Regions from separate parts of the Homo sapiens genome. Here region 2 is linked to region 1. A link is a contact called in ENCODE Hi-C or POLR2A ChIA-PET data. All regions are on one chromosome and are shown on one strand. The core of a region is the stretch at or near the end of the contact, and the rest is flanking DNA. Distances in the headings are between cores, read along the strand shown. Region 1 overlaps ATG7 (autophagy related 7). Region 2 overlaps ATG7 (autophagy related 7).

Region 1 (5,612 bases), core at 1,690-4,189:
CTTGAACCCGGGAGGTGGAGGCTGCAGTGAGCTGAGATTGTGCTGTTGCACTCCAGCCTGCAAGGGCGGGGGGAAAAAAACAACCACACACAACACACACACACCTTTTTAAAGTGTGCAGTTCAGTGGTTTTTAGTATATTCACAGAGTTGTGCAACCATTACCACTCTCTGTTTAGAAAATTTTCATCCCCCACACCCAAAACAAACTCTGAACCTATTAAAAGGTCACTCCCTGTTCCCTCCTCCTTCCAGCCCCTGGCAACCACTAATCTTCTTTCTGTCTGTAAGGATTTTTCTATTCTGGACACATCACATAAATGATCCTTTGTGTCTGGCATCTTCTATTTAGCACAATGTTTTTAAGGTTTATTCATGTTGTAGCAAGGTACGCAATTGTTTTTCATTTAAAGAAAAAGTCTCAATGCTATTACAATTTTCCATATTCTTTGCACCTGTGGTCTGTCTCCCTAAATATAGCCCCTTTATGAAGGAGGAATGCAAAGCTGATCCAACTAGAGACTACAAATTCCTTTATATTTATATAGAAAGGGGCACATAGTAATGAATTGGAAGCCATATCCAAGCTAGAATCATCTAGATTTAGTGAGATTGACTAGTGCAACCCAATTTTTTGCACTCATCCCCTGTCCATCAGGTACCTGGAAATGATTGCAATGATTTTGAACTAGGTTACTGGTATAATCATACTGCTGTTGAGATTAGCAGGCAAATTACCAAGTTAGTTTTTTATTGGAGGGGGAGAGGTCAATGTGTGAGGGTGCATAGTGGAGACTGGGGACCAGGCTGACAAAGATGAATTGTTTTAGGTAGTGATGACTTTGAGGTAATGGGATAAGTGAGTGAAAATGACTGGTTGGCGTTGGAGATGGGATGGAGATGGAGCTTGGAGAAAAAGAATAGCACTAGTAAATGGATTTAGCTAGACAAAGGAGATTTACCCTATTCCATTTAGCACAGTGAGGAGAGGCTAGACAGCTAGGATGCAATAAAAAAAATTTTAATGAGAAATGTGTGTGGTAGATTAATTTTATTAATCTCAAGTTATAGATTAAAAAATTTAAGTACCACATAAATGCCATTTGCCTTTGCTAATGTTACATTTTTATGAAGAAGGAGCCTTGCATAAGAATGATATAATGGACTTTTGGGACTTGAGGGAGAAGCTTGGGAGGGGGGGTAAAGGATAAAAGACATATTGGGTGCTGTGTGTACACTGCTTGGGTGACAAGTGGACTAAAATCTCAGAAATCACCACTAAAGAACTTATCTACATAACCAAAAATCACCTGTACCCCAGAAACTATTGAAATAAAAAAAAAGAAGGGGACTTGGACAGATAGCCGTATTCTTTGCCAAATTATAGTTACATTCTGCTCATGGGGGATTAGGAGGTTCAATGGAAGAAAGGCCCCACTCAGCTTTCTTCCCTCTTAAAATGTTGCCTTGTAAATTAGGGAATTTTGCATAAAGCTCTGACCTTTACTTCCAAGGCCTTTACTGAGAATGGGTTTGGATACTTGGAGATAGATCCTGACTCCCTATCCCTCCTAGATCTTTATTTATCCTATTTGGAACCCAGGGAAATGGCCTTAAAGCTGATGAACCACAGGGTGTCCAAGTCATGGAGCTATTGAGGTTCTCCCCAAGTATCTTTTAAATTGCTGCATTTGGGATGGGTACAGTGGCTTACACCTGAAATCCCAGCACTTTGGGAGGCTAAGTTGGGAGGATTGCTTGGGTCTGGGAGTTTAAGGCCAGCCTGGGCTAGATGGTGAGCCTCTGTCTCTATTTAAGAAAATTAGAAATTAGCCAGGCATGGTGACACACCAGCTACTTATAATGCTGAGGCAGGAGGATCACTTGAGCCCAGGAGTTTGCGGCAGACAGTGAGCTATGATTGTGCCACTGTACTCCAGCCTGGGTGACAGAGCAAGACCCTGTCTCTTATTTAAAAAAAAAAAAAAAAAAAAAAAAAAGCTGCGTTTGTTGAAGAAATGCTCAGTCTAAATCAAACATATGAACACCTTAGCCATGTTCCACAAAAATTTGCTGTGACTTACCTTCTTAGAGTTATTTCTCATCCTATGAGTAGAATAAGTATCAGTTCACATGTATTTATTTGTTCCAACTGTGGGTTCAACATCATACTATGAGAAATGCCAAAATATTTTCTAACTGAATGTAACTAGAGATAAGACTAATTTATAAGAGAGTTAATAGAACAAGCTATATTGGTATATCCCTGAGAAATTCAAATTCCTAAGTCCCTTTACCCAATTTCCCTGAAATACTTCATTCCTATTCATGAAAGTTTGCACGTTCCATGATTCCAGGATTAATTTTAGGCTGTTTTACTTCCTTGCCTTGACCATATTGTCAGTATTTGATGTTGTACCATGCAGTTATGATTTCAGGGTTGCAATTACAGTGCACCATTAATATAATTTGCATTTTGTCAAGGTTGTGCTAAATAGAACTTCCTTTCTGCAGATTTGGGGATTAATGAATGATCATCTAAAAAGAAAGCAACAACCATAACATAGGCTATAAAATCATAAACAGACCAGCAGAAATGAACAGGGCTGAGCTGATTAATTGGTTATGAATTAAAATGTAGATTGTGATTCATTCACTATAGAACTCAGAATTCTAGAAAATGCCCATTTCTCTCATAGCCAAAAAGTCATATGAAAAACATTACGGTCATGTGATATGACTTCATTGGCACAGCAATTTACTATTCAGCAAAGTAAATAACACAATTAACAAGTGTTTCTGCTGGGCCTTTTGCACTTACACTGAGATTTTGGCCTCTCCCCCACACAGCTGGTTTTGATTTGGTTCCTGTGGAATATTTTTGTTTTGTTTTGTTTTGCATTTAACAACAGTCAGATATTTATGTACAGCTTCATCAAGAGCCTCTGATGACAAATATGCCTTTGGAGGCCAGCAGAAGCTGTGGGAAACCCCCGTGTCAGCACTCAGACCTGTTTCCAATGGAGAGAAATCGCTCTGGGGACTGAACTAGCCTGCTCATGAATCCAGTTCCCTTTTCCCAGAGCCTTCTGCTAGCTCACTTCCAACCCATGCTGGCCATCCTGGGACTGTGCCCTGCCTTGATTTTTCCTTATGAAGCAATCCCTCAAGACACAGCCTTGGCCCTCTCTCCTGAGTGAGGGAGGAAAGGCAGAAACAGGCAGAAAGCCATTTACTTCTTAGATTGGAAACTAGAGCCTGGTTTTTGAAATAAAGCTTGGCAGTATCTCACTTATAACTTACTTTATAAAATGTGTACCTTTTATTTGCTGTCAGAGTTATCTACATGAATTTGAGATGTTTGGATAAATCGTTATTGGGGAAAGTTGCAATTGGAAAATAGACAATGAAGTCTGGGCAGAGTTCCCCACCCTTCGGAAAAGAGTCTCGGATGGTATAATCCGCTTGGAGAAGTCTAAGCGAGAAAGAAGGGGGGAAATCATAAATGCTGAAAGCAAAGCAAAGACAGCTAATATTAGGAAACAGAACATGGGAATCCAGTCCTTCTTACATTGTACTCCTGGTTCCGCCAGTGTTCTCATGAGTGACCTTGGATGAATCCTTCAGTGTCCTGTGCATGCTTCCCCACTTAAAATGAGAGGATTGAATCATGTGAAATTCTTTTTTTAAGCCTCCTTTCTAGAAAAAAATGAAATGCTTTTCAACTCTAATTTAGTGATTTTGATTCAAATATACCATGTATAACCAAAAAGGAAAAAGATGGATAATTTTTACATAAAAGTGTTTAAAAATATATCAAAGTACTTACTTTTTATACATTTTATAAATATTCTTTGGTATCTATTATATCTAGCTACCATTGCCAGAAACAACTTTTTGCAGATTTTGAGATTTACATCTACTTTGAGCCTTAATAGAACATTGCTTATACTTTGTATTGATGTGTGTCACTGTACGTATAAATCTAAAATGGTGTAATTCAGCCTAATAACTTACCTCCTTCACCAGACTCGGTGCCACTTTTGACTTCTTTATAAACTCAAATCCACCCTGGCCATAACTGGGTATGTTCATGAAACATGCTACTCACTACCCCTCAGTACAGCTTCCGAAGATGAGTTCCAAAGCCCTCTTACTTTAATAGCAGCATCCTTAGAATGCTGAATGTGTAATAACAGGAGAGTTACTTTAATAATCAGCCATATTACATTAGAATACTCATAAAGTGTATGAGTAACCCGAATCCTGGCCTGGTCAGAAGGTCTGAGTTCATACCTCAGCTCCCACACATAGCCAAGACTGCCATGTTCCTCTGTGTGGGCCGTGTCAGGCAGGACCGTGTGCAGCAGTCATGTGAGACCTTGGGTTATTTACTTCATTGACCTTCGTTTCCATCATTTTGTAGGATGTGATTAATAATTCCTACTCCTCACAATTACCATATTAAGTAAGAAGGCACCTTACAAAAGAAAAATACTGGACTCCATCAAAATTTTAAATTTTGTGCTTCAAAGGACATAAGAATACGAAAAAGTGGGCCACAGTATAAGAGAGAACAGCATTTTGCAAATCATACCTGATAAGGGTGTGGTATCTAGAATATAGAGGGAACTCTAAGCTGGGTGTGGTGGCATGTGCCTACAGTCCCAGCTGCTTGGGAGGCTGGGGTGAGTGTATCGTTTGAGCCCAGGAGCTGGAGACCAGCCTGGGCAGCACAGTGAGAACCCATCTCTAAAAACAACAACAAAACCCAGAATATATAGGGAACTCTTACAACTTAATAATATAAAGATACAGAACTCAATTAAAAATGGGCATTAGATTTAAAACAACATTTCTCCAAAGAAGATATACAGATAATCACATGATAGCATAATCAAATAAGATGCCCAACATCAATAGCCATTGGGACAATACAAATTGAAACTACTGTGAGATGGCATTCATACCCAGTAAGATGGCTATAATCAAAATGACAACATCCAATGTTTATGAAGATGTAGGGAAATTAGAAGCCTCCTACCTACTAGTGGGAGTGTCAAATTCTGCAGCCACTTTGGAAAACTGTTTAACAGTTCCTTGAAAAATTAAACATAGAATTACCATGTGACCCAGGGATTGTACCCCTAGATATATACCCAAGGCTACTCTGGACACCCTGCCTATAGGGTAGCCCTGTTCCACAAGGAACAGTACCAAAAATTGTATATGTGTGTGTGTGTATAAATATAGCCCAGAGAAATGAAAATGTGCACACAAAAAATGTACACAGTGTTCCTAACACTATTATTTATTCATAATTGTCAAAAAGTGGAAACAATGCAGATGTTCATTAGCTGATGAATGGATGGATAAAATGTCAGCTATTACGCTGGAATAATGGAGTATTCAGCAATAATAAGGAAGTACTAATACATGTTATAGTATGGATGAACATTGAAAATGTTACACTAATTGAAGAAGCCAGTCACAAAAGGACACATATTGTAGGATCTCATTTATGTGAAATGTCCAGAGTTTTAAAGTCCATATAGTCAAGAAAGTAGATTAATGGTTGTCAGCAGGTGGGGATGGGGGATTAAGGGAAAATCA
Region 2 (6,359 bases), core at 2,687-5,186, 90 kb after region 1:
GCAGATAATGACAGATTTTTTGGGATCTTACCACGGAAATAGCTTTGGGGCCACCTTCATACAGCTCAAGGCTGTGCTGATGTTGCAGGAGTGAGGGAAGGAGAGATCCCGTCCCATCCCCCAGATGGCAGCTGTGTGTTTGAGACTTTTGCACATGAATTTGTTTAATTTTCACCAAGGTCTTGTGAGACAAGGAAACTGAGGCTCAGAGAATGTCAGTAAACCCACCCAGAGTCACACAGCTAAAAGATGGCAGAGCCAGGATTCGAACCCACTTAGGCAGACCCCAGCTCATGCTCCACACCTCGATATGCTCCTCTACCATGAGTGGCAAGCCCTGGTTTATTAAAACTTTCCCAGCAGTGTTAGAGAACTCAAATGTCCGAAAGGCCATTCTCTTCCATTAGTTTATTCACTCAGTAAACAAGTGGAGCTGATACATCTACTTCCCTCCTATTTTGAGGGATATTTTGAGGATTAAAGAGCTATAATTCTGCTTATAGCTCAGCAGCGAGTGTGTGCTAACCAGTAGCTATTATGGCTACTGATGGTGGCTGCCGTGCCAGGCACCATACCGGATGGGCTGGGGACATGGGGATGAGGAAGATGCCGTGCTGGCCCTGGAGGAACACACACACAGGCAGCAGAGGAAATGGCCCCACAGCAAACAACAAGTGTGGGTGAAAGCAGGGCCTCAGCACACACATTCTACACTTCTGAGCTCGCCCTGTACCTCACAGCAGCCATTATGGCCACCTGACAAGCTTGGTCTCACAGTCATTCTGTGGATCTGGGCCTTGGCTTGTCAGTAACTGGCAATGTGTTTGGGAAGTGATTTCTCTTTCTTCATTATGTCAGCATTTAATAATAATAAAGAAAAAGTCAGCATTTAGTAGGAGCCACCCCACACCTCACCCGCCAGCATTCTTCCCTGAGAAGTAGGCACAGTTGGTTGTGAGTCTTCTCCATGGGGCCAACATTCTGCAAACAAGTGAGCATTTCCTTGCACTTAAGGCTGCCTATTAGCATCAGGGGAGTAGTAGTTGCTCCAGGCCCCACGCAGGAGCTTGAGAGGGAGAATAGCAGAGTGGACAGCTGTAGACCATTGGGTTCCCAGTTTCCCCTTCCATGATATGGGGAACATGGTAAAAATGCCTGTCTCGCAGCAATGCTGAGACATAGTTCCAACAGATGACAGATCATGAGATAATACATGTGCAGCATTTCAGATCAGTAGAGCCCTAGGCAGCCATTGGTTGCCATAGGCAGCCATGAGTTGAGAAGGCCAGTGCCACAGGAGCACAGGGGCCTAAGAACGCTGGCCATACGTGCTAGATGCTGACAAAGACCAGGGGAAAGCAGAGTGTGACTGGGACCGGCACAGGAAAGGGTGGCTAAGAGTCACAGAGGGTGACCTCACCTGGACTCATAAACCCAAAGATGAGGGAGGGGTATGTGGTGGTGGAGAAAAAGAGGTGACGTTTTAGACTGGGGAAAAGGCGCATCGCACAGCAGGGCACGGGGAAGGAGCAAGCCAAGCAAGGGATCTGCCCCTGGTCTGCTGCCAGGGCTGCCGTGGGAGCAGCATGGCCTGGCCAGCCCAGGAAGGGTTTTTTTGTTTTTTTTTTTTTAAGACGGAGTCTCGCTCTGTCACCCAGGCTGGAGCACAGTGGCGCGATATTGGCTCACTGCAAGTTCCACCTCCTGGGTTCACGCCATTCTTCTGCCTCAGCCTCCCGAGTAGCTGGGATTACAGGCGCCTGCCACCACGCCTGGCTAATTTTTTGTATTTTTAGTAGAGACGGGGTTTCACTGTGTTAGCCAGGATGGTCTCGATCTCCTGACCTTGTGATCCGCCTGCCTCAGCTTCCCAAAGTGCTGGGATTACAGGTGTGAGCCACCACGCCCGGCCCCAGCCCAGGAAGTTTTGTGGGGAATTTTCCTGACATGGAATGACTCTAGACTGCCGCCGCTGCCGACAACAATAACAAAGTAGATAAAGCCTACTGGTATGGCACTCAACTCTTTATGCCGTTGGTCCTCACTGCAGTCCTGACGTAGCTACCATTGTTATCTGCATTTTGTAGAAAGGGACACTAAGGGCCATAGAGTATTAAGGGACTTGCCCCTAGGTTATCAGCTAATAAGTGACCAAGCCAGGGTTCCGTTTCAGATCTGTCTATCCCTAGAACTCAAGCCCTTAACCCAAGCATTACAAGGTTATTCTTGGGAGGAGAATTGTATGCCTTCCAAGTGCATTCACCTCCTTTCAGCTAGCTGTGCCCTACTTGGGAACAGCCCTGTGGAAGAGGTAAGTCACCACGCAGAGGCTGGCAGATCATGTTGATGGAGTATCAGGGAACTCTGACACCCTGAAGCTGGGGAGAATCATGTATTTTTAGAACTGCCCACCTTTTGTGCCTTCATTCCTTTCTGCTAACTATAGGTGGGTTTACAGTAATTTGGAGATGATTCTGGGCTTGCTAGGGGACACTGGGGAATTCCGGAATAAGCTCACGATTTATTAGTGAGATGAGCGGATGAGCCTCATACTGTGCACAGTTCTGCAGGTCGGCTGAGTTAGTCACCAGGACTTAGGCAAGGCCACTGAGACACTCCTGTAAGAAGCTGGACAGAGCTGGGAGGGGCTTGAACCAGAAGGAATCGTGCCCCAAGGCAGCAGACATAATTATTCATAGAATTTAGACTAAAATTCTAGAGGTCATTTATACCAAAATGGTCTACCCAAAGCTTTCAGTGGGTAATTTCATATGACTGTGAACAGTAAATTCAAGTAAATCGTAACCTTCAAAATCGCCTGTCAAATGCCCACCCCAGGCCTAGACTGCTCTGAGCTTGTGGTACAGACTGTGAACATGCATGCTGTTTTGATTTAGTGTCTGAAGGCTTCCTTTCACAAATTAGTAGATAGCTCTGGATCTAGAACAAACGTATCTGAGGTCAGGTCCCAGCCCGCCACCTACCAGCCGCATGACCTCAAGCCACTTGCTTTTCCTCTCTCAGCCCTGTTTTCTCATCTGTAAAATGGACACAATGATACCTTTTAGGGCTTTTCAGAGGTGCCGATGAAATAGCCTGTACTTTATAAAGTATGTTGTAAATGTTGCTGACATAATTTTGTGTCCTGTAGGAAATGCTTCCTTGGGTGTTTGTATTATAGCCCAATCCAAGTCATCCCTGAGAACATCCCCAGGTTGTAAGGATTAGTCAGAAGTCATGATGACTGTTCTATATAAATATTTGGCCTATTAACTAAAATTAGTACCTTTCCATTTCTTCTCTTTCTTGGGCGGGGCAGCGGGGGAGTGCAGGGGAGGGGAAATAGGGAACGTTCAATTGTGTTTTAAGTAATGCTCATAAAATTCTTAGCCAAAGATGATCTTGCCCTCCACCTTGGTGACCCACCGCATACGGGGTACATCTATCTGGCCTGTCTCTAGGCCTAGACAGAAGAAACAGGGAGGATTATTGTTAACTTTTACCACATGTATGACTTGTTCCCGGACAACCCATTCTTCCTTTAGGCAGAGGTGATATGCACTGAAGTGTTTGATTTAGAGTGATGGAAAAGTCTGTGCTGCCATTCCTCAGGGAGTCCTAAACGTTGATTTGCCTTTGGGAGGGCCAGGCTTCACGAAAACCTGATTTACGGTGTTGCTCTGGGCCTGATTTCCTTTGCACACTCTGGAGGAAGTGCTCTGGTGATGTTGGCACTGAGCAAGCAACAAAGGTTTTAAAATGTCGGCCCTGGAAACAAAACTGTACCTTGTGATGTTAGAATAATTATACCACACTTGATCTCTGATTACGGCCAAAACAGCAGTTGCTAAATCCAGCTAACATGGAAAAACTAGAAAAAGTGAGGGGAAATCAGCCAAATGCATAGCAAGGGATGGGGAAAGCGGACCTGGACTGGACACAGAATCTTCTGTTTCCACTTGTCTGGTAATAACTGCAACACTTCATGGTCCCCAGCCCCAGCGCCCACCCCTTGTCTAGAGCCATTGCGCTCTGCATGTTGACACTAGCTGTGGGAACTCTGTGATTTAAAGTTGAGTTGAAAGAACTGCTTTTATCATTTCAAGTATGTAGCCCCAGGCCAAAACAGACAAAACAATTTTTTAAAGTCTCAGTTCAAAAGCAGCTTGAAATATTCTCTGTTCCATCAAAAGGAACCCCAAATCTCTCCACTGTTCTGTGGGCCCCTTTCCTCTGATTGTCTACCTGGCAGGCTCCCCTTCACTAGCTGTGCTGTGGCTTAGTTAAGCTGAAGTTGAAACACAGACAAAGGAAGGCATTGCTTTCCAGCCACAATGGAGAAGCCCATTCCCACTCTTGTCCCCACTGGGAAACTGGGTTAGAGTTCTGAGAAATGGGATTTTGGGGTTTCCCTTCAACTGTGAAATATTACAGAAATACACAAGTTCCATACACAACGGTGATAGCTGCTACATATTTCTCAGAAAAGCAGAATTCTAATAAAGAATGTATAGTCTGTTTTTTATGCTTTAATAAATACCAGGCACAGTGACTCATACCTATAATCCCAGCACTTTGAGAGGCCTAGGCAGGAGGATCACTTGAGCCCAGGAGTTCGAGACCAGCCTGGACATCATGGTGAAACCCCATCTCTCCTAAAAATAAAAATAATAATAATTAGTCAAGAATGGTAGTGCATTAGTCGAGAATGGTAGTGCATATCTGTAGTCCCAGCAGCTCGGGAGGCTGAGGTGGGAGGACCAGTTGAGCCCACAAGTTGGAGGCTGCAGTGAATTATGATCATGCCACTGTGCTCCAGCCTGGGCAACAGAGCAAAACCCTGTCATTTAAAACAAAAACAAAAACAAAAAAAAACAAAACAGGCATTCTGAGTCGATAGCAGATCCCCATTGTCCTGTCATCCTCCAGGTGAGGTTCTGTGTCTTACAGATTAAGAACATGACCCTAAATCAGCAGCAGATGTTTAAAATAACACAGAAACAAACCTCGTATATTCTATATTTTCCCTAGCCGCTTCAGAATTTGCTATGAAATTTAAGGGTATTTATTCCTCTGTCTGTGCAAATCTCACTTTATTTATTTATTTATTTATTTATTTTTGAGACTGGCTCTGTCACCTAGGCTGGAGTGCAGTGGCGCGATCTCAGCCCACTGCAACCTCCACCTTCTGGGCTCAAGTGATTGTCCTGCCTCAGCCTCAGCTGGGACCACAGGCGTGCACTACCACACCCAGCTAATTTTTTTATTTTTAGTAGAGATGTGGTTTTGCCATGTTGGCCAGGGTTGTCTCGGACTCCTGACCTCAGGTGATCTACCCGCCTTGACCTCCCAAAGTGCTAGGATTATAGGTATGAGCCACTGTACCCAGCCAGTGAAAGTAGAAATTATTTATTTATTTAACTATTCCTTGAAAAGAGGAAACAAAATGTTCCCTCTTTAGCCTGAATGATTAACTTTACTCATAAGAGGTTCACAGTAAGACATGTGATTTTTTTTTTTTTTTTTTTTTACTCCTTTGCCCTTGTATGTGACAGATGCTCATTTGTTTGTTGATTAACACCTTTTACACAGCCAACATTAATATCTAGTTATAGCCTTTTTTTTTTTTTTTTTAAACGGAGTCTTGCTCTGTCGCCCAGGCTGGAGTGCAGTGGCGTGATCTCGGCTCACTGTAAGCTCTGCCTCCTGGGTTCACACCATTCTCCTGCCTCAGCCTCCTGAGTAGCTGGAACTACAGGTACCCGCCACCACACCTGGCTAATTTTTTGTATTTTTAGTAGAGACGGGGTTTCACCGTGTTAGCCAGGATGGTCTCGATCTCCTGACGTTGTGATCTGCCCGCCTCGGCCTCCCAAAGTGCTGGGATTACAGGTGTGAGCCACTGCACCTCGCCAGTTATAGCCATTTTTAAATCAAAAGACCACTAGCAGCTGCTGAAAAGTTCTGTCACCTTTAATTCCTCATGTGTAGAGACTCTACCTCTCTCACAGGATTATTTTGAGAATTTAAAATGTTATTGTGATAGTTGACTAGGCTTGGTAAACTGTTCAGTGCTGTGCTGATATAAATGTGATAACTGCTGCTCTGTTTCCCAAATTCACAGGCAGAATATGAAATTCTGTAATCTTGAATCATAATCTTCATCAAGGGCCAGGCACCATGGTTCATGCCTGTAATCCCAGCACTTTGGGAAGCTGAGGTGGTCAGATCGCTTGAGCTCAGGAGTTCAAGACTAGCCTTGGCAACATGGCGAGACCCCATCTCTACAAAAAATACAAAAATTAGCCGGGCCTAGTGGTGCATGCCTGTAATCCCAGCTACTCAGGTGGCTGAGGCAA

Evidence for each region. Hi-C counts contacts between places; a loop is a spot of excess contacts on that map. ChIA-PET counts read pairs that join two places held with the same protein, here RNA polymerase II (POLR2A).
Region 2: a loop to region 1 is called in a map of endothelial cell of hepatic sinusoid, with 5 times the contacts of the local background. The contact joins two enhancer-like sites. A Hi-C loop is called at or near these places in 1 of 168 maps with a recorded cell type or tissue (endothelial cell of hepatic sinusoid). POLR2A ChIA-PET finds 5 or more read pairs at or near these places in 4 of 52 experiments (H1, OCI-LY7, SK-N-SH and 1 more).

The regions. Positions count from the first base shown.
Region 1 is chr3:11,431,317-11,436,928 of GRCh38, forward strand. All of the region lies in intron 20 of ATG7 (autophagy related 7), which reads left to right. Among named protein-coding and RNA genes, the nearest start is that of ATG7, 160 kb to the left of the region's middle. Within about 2 kb of position 2,940, at least 16 of the 41 ENCODE cell types and tissues checked have a DNase peak (open chromatin) inside an H3K27ac peak, as active enhancers do.
Region 2 is chr3:11,519,940-11,526,298 of GRCh38, forward strand. All of the region lies in intron 20 of ATG7 (autophagy related 7), which reads left to right. Among named protein-coding and RNA genes, the nearest start is that of VGLL4, 120 kb to the right of the region's middle. Within about 2 kb of position 3,937, at least 7 of the 41 ENCODE cell types and tissues checked have a DNase peak (open chromatin) inside an H3K27ac peak, as active enhancers do.